Linked DNA regions of Homo sapiens: region 1 is linked to region 2. Evidence: chromatin contacts called from ENCODE Hi-C data. All regions are on one chromosome and are shown on one strand. Each heading gives the region's core, a stretch centred on a gene start or an enhancer-like site at or near the end of the contact. The rest is flanking DNA. Distances are from core to core; before and after follow the strand shown. Region 1 holds the start of TEX9 (testis expressed 9). Region 2 holds the start of ZNF280D (zinc finger protein 280D).

Region 1 (2,700 bases), core at 54-2,553, 370 kb after region 2:
TTCCAAATTTTAATCTAGTTATTTTATATTAAAACGGAAGGGAGTTGTTAAAAGGCACTTTTTTATAAGGGTATGTATGATGGCAAATAAAACAGACATCGCCTCTGCCCTTGGAACTTACAGTCCAGTGGAGACAGACAAAAAGGAAATTCACAAATGAATTTATTGTAACAAATTATGCTAATTAGAAAGAAAAATCACTGAGACAATGAAAAAGACCAACAAGGGAGCCTACTTAGCATGGTCAAGGAAGGCCACTCACATTACAGGTTGAAGGCGTGTGTGACTGTCTCTTTCCTGAGATAGAAAGAAAACCTGGAAGAGTTTTTGGAACTAAAAGGCCAGTGAAGCTGGAGAGTTTTAGGGGGAAAAGGGGAAGAGGGAATAAGATCAAATAGAGGAGGCAGGAGGAGCCACATCGATCAGAGCTTTTGAAATGCAACAGGAAACTACTGTAGAATTTTAAGCAAAGGCATGGTAGATCAAATTAAAAGATTACACTGGCTGCTGTGTGAAAACTTGGGGATGAGGAGTAGAATGGGCCAAGAATGAAAGCACCGTTGTCAGGATAGTTGTAATTACACTGAGAACAGATAAGAAAAGGAATATTTGAACGAGAATGGTAATTCTGATTGCAGTGGGAAGCATCCTTTCAATTTAGAAACCAACCTAAAGGAAATTTACACAAGGTAAACTCTATGAACTTGATATTAAGCGAAATAACCTAAACTATCAAGTGAACTAACTATTCGTGGCAATTCCTGCTACCCAAATAACTTCCAACAGTATCTTGCTGTTTACTTGGGCTACGTTTTAAATTAAACAACATGCTTACTTGGGCTAAATTTTCGCCCACTTCAAATATCTTCTAATACGCAGGCGAACTACTCAGATCAAAGACAAAGAAAGGATAAACGGCAGGTGAACGAGATGACGAGAAGGGAATGCTGCAGAGTGAGTGGTCCCGAAGATCCAGCCAGTCTCCAGAAAAAAGTACTTGTAAGCAGCCTCATTCAGATGAAAGAAAGAAGGAAAAGTTCAACCGCCGAATTTCTTACTTATATTCTTCCTCCAAGGCGAGGAGGTCGGGTCCAGGTGTAGAGGGTTGCTGAACGGGTGGCGGGAACGGAGTCCCTGGAACGCTGCTTCTCTGTAAAAGAGCCACAGACTTTCAGACCCGAAGTTAAAGGAAGTTAGGCGTCCTAGTCGCCGGAACCCAGACGCTCCCCAGGAGCCTGGAGTTGAACTGACCGTGAGACACAGACTTCGCCCCGCCATCTTCGGCGACTGCGACGCGGTTACCGAGGCAACGACGCATCTTCCCGCGAGAGTTTCCACATCCCGGTTGCCTCCCGCCCGGGCGCCTACGCCTTCCCACTCTCAGGTTCTGTGCTGCGAGCGGCGCGAGCCTCTGGCAGCGGGCTCGGCCTTTGCTCGCAGCACTCGGCGCTGTCCCAGGAACCCAGGAAGGCTTCCTAACTGCAAATTCGACTTAGTTAGTGCAAATTCTCAACTTGTGGGGGTTGAAAGAGTTTCAGCCAAAACAGGCAGGTCCTTTGCCGCTACTCTATAGAAAGCAAGCTGGTGAGGCAATCCCTCCCTGTTGTGCTTTTCAAACCGTTAGTGGCTAATCCGACCTTCACCCCGTTTGCTTAAAGTGAGCTCTTCAGTGGAATTCAGAAGTTTTGATTTCTAATTTTTGTTTACAGCATGCATGGCTAAGACTCAGGCTCTCAAGTTAGTCAACCTAAATTATTATCCTGGCACTGCCACTTACCAGTTATATGGCCTTGGGCAAATCACTCTGTATATCGGCCACTTCATTTGTCAAATGGAAGTGAGAATAGTGCCCACTTCACAGTTATTATGAGAAGCAAATGAATTCGTGCTTAGGATCATGCCTGAAACACGTAAGCGGTTAACAATTTCAATTGTTTTGGAATAAAATTGACATCCAAAAATAAACCGTGATATGATGTATGGTCATCTGATCTTTAGAAAGGGTGCAAGACCATTCAATGGGAAAATAATTGTCTTCAACAGATGGGGAGACAACTGGATATCCAAATGCAATTAGACCCTTAACTTCACACCATATACAAAAATTAAAATGTATCAAAGACCTAAACTTAGGAGCTAAAACTCTAAAGCTCTTCAAAGAAACTGTTGGTGTAAATCTTTATGACCTTGAATTACAATTCTGAGAATCCTTGATGGATTCTTAGATATGACACCAAAAGCAGTAGCAAAAAAAAAAAAAAAGAAAAGAAAAAAGAGGCTGGGCACAGAGGCTCATGCCTGTAATCCAAGCACTTTGGGAGGCCAAGGCGGGTGGATCACCTGAGGTTGGGAGTTCAAGACCAGCCTGACCAATATGGAGAAACCCCGCCACTCCTAAAAAAAAAAAATTAGCCGGGTGTGGTGGCTCATGCCTGTAATCCCAGCTACTGGGGAGGCTGAAGCAGGAGAATCGCTTGAACCTGGGAGGCAGAGGTTGCGGTGAGCTGAGATTGCACCATTGCGCTCCAACCTGGTCAACAAGAGCGAAATTCCATCTCAAGAAAAAAACAAAAAAAAGGAAAAAAAAATAGATAAACTAGACATTATCAAAACTAAAAACCTTTAGTTTCAAAAGATACCATAAATAAAGTAACAAGACCACAGGAAGAGGGGAAATTCTTGCAAATTATATATCTGATA
Region 2 (2,700 bases), core at 196-2,695:
TCCAGGTGGTCTTTGGGGAAGATTAATTTGGGGGCAGTAATCAATATGGAGACTACAGTAATGATAAACACTTGAGAAAAACTGGGGAAAGCCAGATGAGAGAGAAGAAACTGAATTCGAATAGGAAGATGAATTAGCAAGATTCAGTGATTGAACAGGGTGTCTGTTATGGATCCTAACAGGCAAGATTTCAAGTCTTGGTCACTCACAAGCTGCACCAGTAATGCCATTGCTCTTGAGAAGACAATCAGTTTAGGAAACTTTCCTTACAGATCAGAATACAACCTTTAGCAAGTATTTACGCAAGCAGTATCTTGGCAAGTGTTCTTCTTGTAAATTTCTTATACTTCTCGTTGTCAAACTTTAAAAAATGCTATTACAGGTTAATATGCAGATGGCAGAGTTAGGAATTAGAGTGTGCAAGTTAATCATTCTAATTGGGTCACTCTTGTCATAGCCAACTAAAAGAATGGAGAAGCCAGTGCTGGGGGAAGCCCTCAGGGCACATAACATTGCTCTAAGAATGGAATTCTCAGCAAGCCTGGCTGCTGAAACCGCCTGCTGTAACCTGAAACAGGTTTTATCTTCAGGTTTTAGCTTCTCAAAGAACCTGCTGCAGCTGTAGGGCAAGCTTTACCAAGCCCCTTCCCTCACCAGTCAGAACTAACCAGCTACCCAAAACTTTACTAAATGTCAACGAACTTTCTAGAAAAACAATAGATAACTTTTTTTAAAAAATAAAACCCCCTAACTCCTCTTTGTTCTTCTGACATACTGAAGACCACCCTGTATGTGTAAATAACCTGAACTTGCAATTCCTGTGTCCCAAATAAAACGCTAAATGTACAGATTCGTCTCTTCGTATTTGACCTCGACAGGGAACGCAAGCAAAACCACACATTTAAAACAGACTTGGTAAAATCAGCTCGTTATTTAAAGAAACGGACGATTCCTTTTTCTCTCCTGGTTTAGTCTTCGACCCACAGGCCCCTTGCTTCTTTCGAACGGCGGCTGTATCCCATGACCTTTTCACTTTCCAAGCCAACGGACTGGGGGTCGTTACACACGCGGAGGGCCCGGAACGCACGGCTCCTCGCCTGCAAATTCCGAGCAGTCCGGATTTTGGGGCTGCCTCCCGGCCACACCAGCCAGCAGCTCGCACCCACATGGAGGCAGGGCCCTGGCCCTCGCCCCGGACCGGCGCGTGGCGGGGCGCGTGGGTCTTCGAGGGCCCGCGACGCGGCGCACATGCCGGTGCCCGCCTCCCGCGTCGGCGAGAAGACAGGGAGCTCGGACACGGGGAGGCTGACCCGGAGCCTACCCATGAGGCAGCGCGCCGGCTGCACGAGAGCCCCCCCCTTTCCACGGCTCGGCTGCCAGCTCCGCAATGGGAGCCGCCGCCGTCGCCGCAGTGTAGTTTTTCGTGCTCCTCCTTTTCCTCCTCCTCTTTCTCCTCCTCCTCAGGGCTCCAGTCAGGCCGATCCGCTCCGCTCACGGTAAGCGCCCCCCCGCCCCCGCCCGCCCTGCGCTGCAGCAGGCAGAGGCCCTCCCGCGCGGCCTGCGCCGCCTCACTCCGGGGGCGCTGGACTGGGGGTCTTGAGGCCGGCGCGGGTCGTCGGGAGCGCCCAGAGCGCGGGGGAGGAGACCGGCTGCGCGGCGGCGGCCGGACCGCCATCTTGCGTCGGCCCAGGCGGGGGAGGAGGTATCCCGGCGCGACGCGGCAGCCGCCTCGGCTGCTGCAGGCCTGGGCCGCGCAGGCCTTCGCCTTCTGCTCCTCCGCCACCTCCTCTCCCAGGCGTGTGCGCCTGTTTGTCCCCAGCCTGGTTTTGGCTTTTCTCTCTGGAGGCAACTCCCTTTGGTACATTTTGTGCCGATGTTTGGCCAAGACCCATGGTCCTCACACCACAGCCCACCCCCGTGTCTCTTCAGTCGTAGGAAAGGAGACCAAAGGGGATTCGGGATTTGCAGGCACAGGGCCCCTCATTTTGCCCAGATGACCGGTCGTTCCACGTTTGCACCCTCATTTTTGTCAAAGAGACCTCCCCTCCTCTGCCATAGAATTCCCGTTATTGTCTACAGAAGAAGGGCCCTGAGGAGAAACGTGGAGTTGGAGACAAAATTTTCTGAGCTTTGCAAGGTTCACTTACTGAGACGGAAAGAATGATCTCACTCTGAGGTTTTAGCCTGCTCCAGCGATGGAAGGAATTCCTCCCAACTTATCGCAAGTTTTAACGCTTTTAAGGAGAAATCTGCTGGAGAGGAAAAACGTCAAGGTGAACCCGCTTCTGCAAGCACGGGAGACCTTTGGCCAAAGGCCTTTGTTTGCGAAGATTTGTTAAAAAAAAAAAAATCTGTCATCTTAAATATTTGGCTTTATTTTCAGGTTTGGACAGAATTTGTCTTTTTTAGTGCCATGAAACATAAAATGGAACGCTAGAAGGACAGTTTTAAAGCACAAAAGCTGCCTCTTAGCATCTGTAAGGTGTCCTGCTTTGGGGGACTGCTGTGCCAACTCCAGCTGTCTCCACGCAGAAACTTAACCAGGGAAGGCACTGGTTTGCTTATACCATTGTTAGGGCTGTGTGCCTCTGATGTTTTAACATCACTACAAATACTGTTGTAATTGTGTCTTGCTTTTGTGCCTTTCATTGATAACCCCTGATTTGTATCTCTTAGCCCCTTTTGAAGTGGTCTGGGTTG

Evidence for each region. Hi-C counts contacts between places; a loop is a spot of excess contacts on that map. Pooled maps may share reads with other maps.
Region 1: a loop to region 2 is called in a map with no recorded cell type, with 4 times the contacts of the local background. The contact joins the promoter of TEX9 here to the promoter of ZNF280D in region 2. A Hi-C loop is called at or near these places in 9 of 37 single-sample maps with no recorded cell type and 7 of 50 pooled maps.

Annotation. Positions count from the first base shown.
Region 1 is chr15:56,364,029-56,366,728 of GRCh38, reverse strand. TEX9 (testis expressed 9) reads right to left here and starts at 1,303. Exons shown (of 12, transcript NM_001395496.1): 1 at 1,252-1,303; 2 at 1,059-1,150. The coding sequence starts at 1,278. RefSeq lists enhancers at 1,010-1,059, 1,600-1,649, 1,660-1,839.
Region 2 is chr15:56,732,254-56,734,953 of GRCh38, reverse strand. ZNF280D (zinc finger protein 280D) reads left to right here and starts at 1,445. Exons shown (of 22, transcript NM_017661.4): 1 at 1,445-1,496. RefSeq lists a silencer at 1,426-1,695.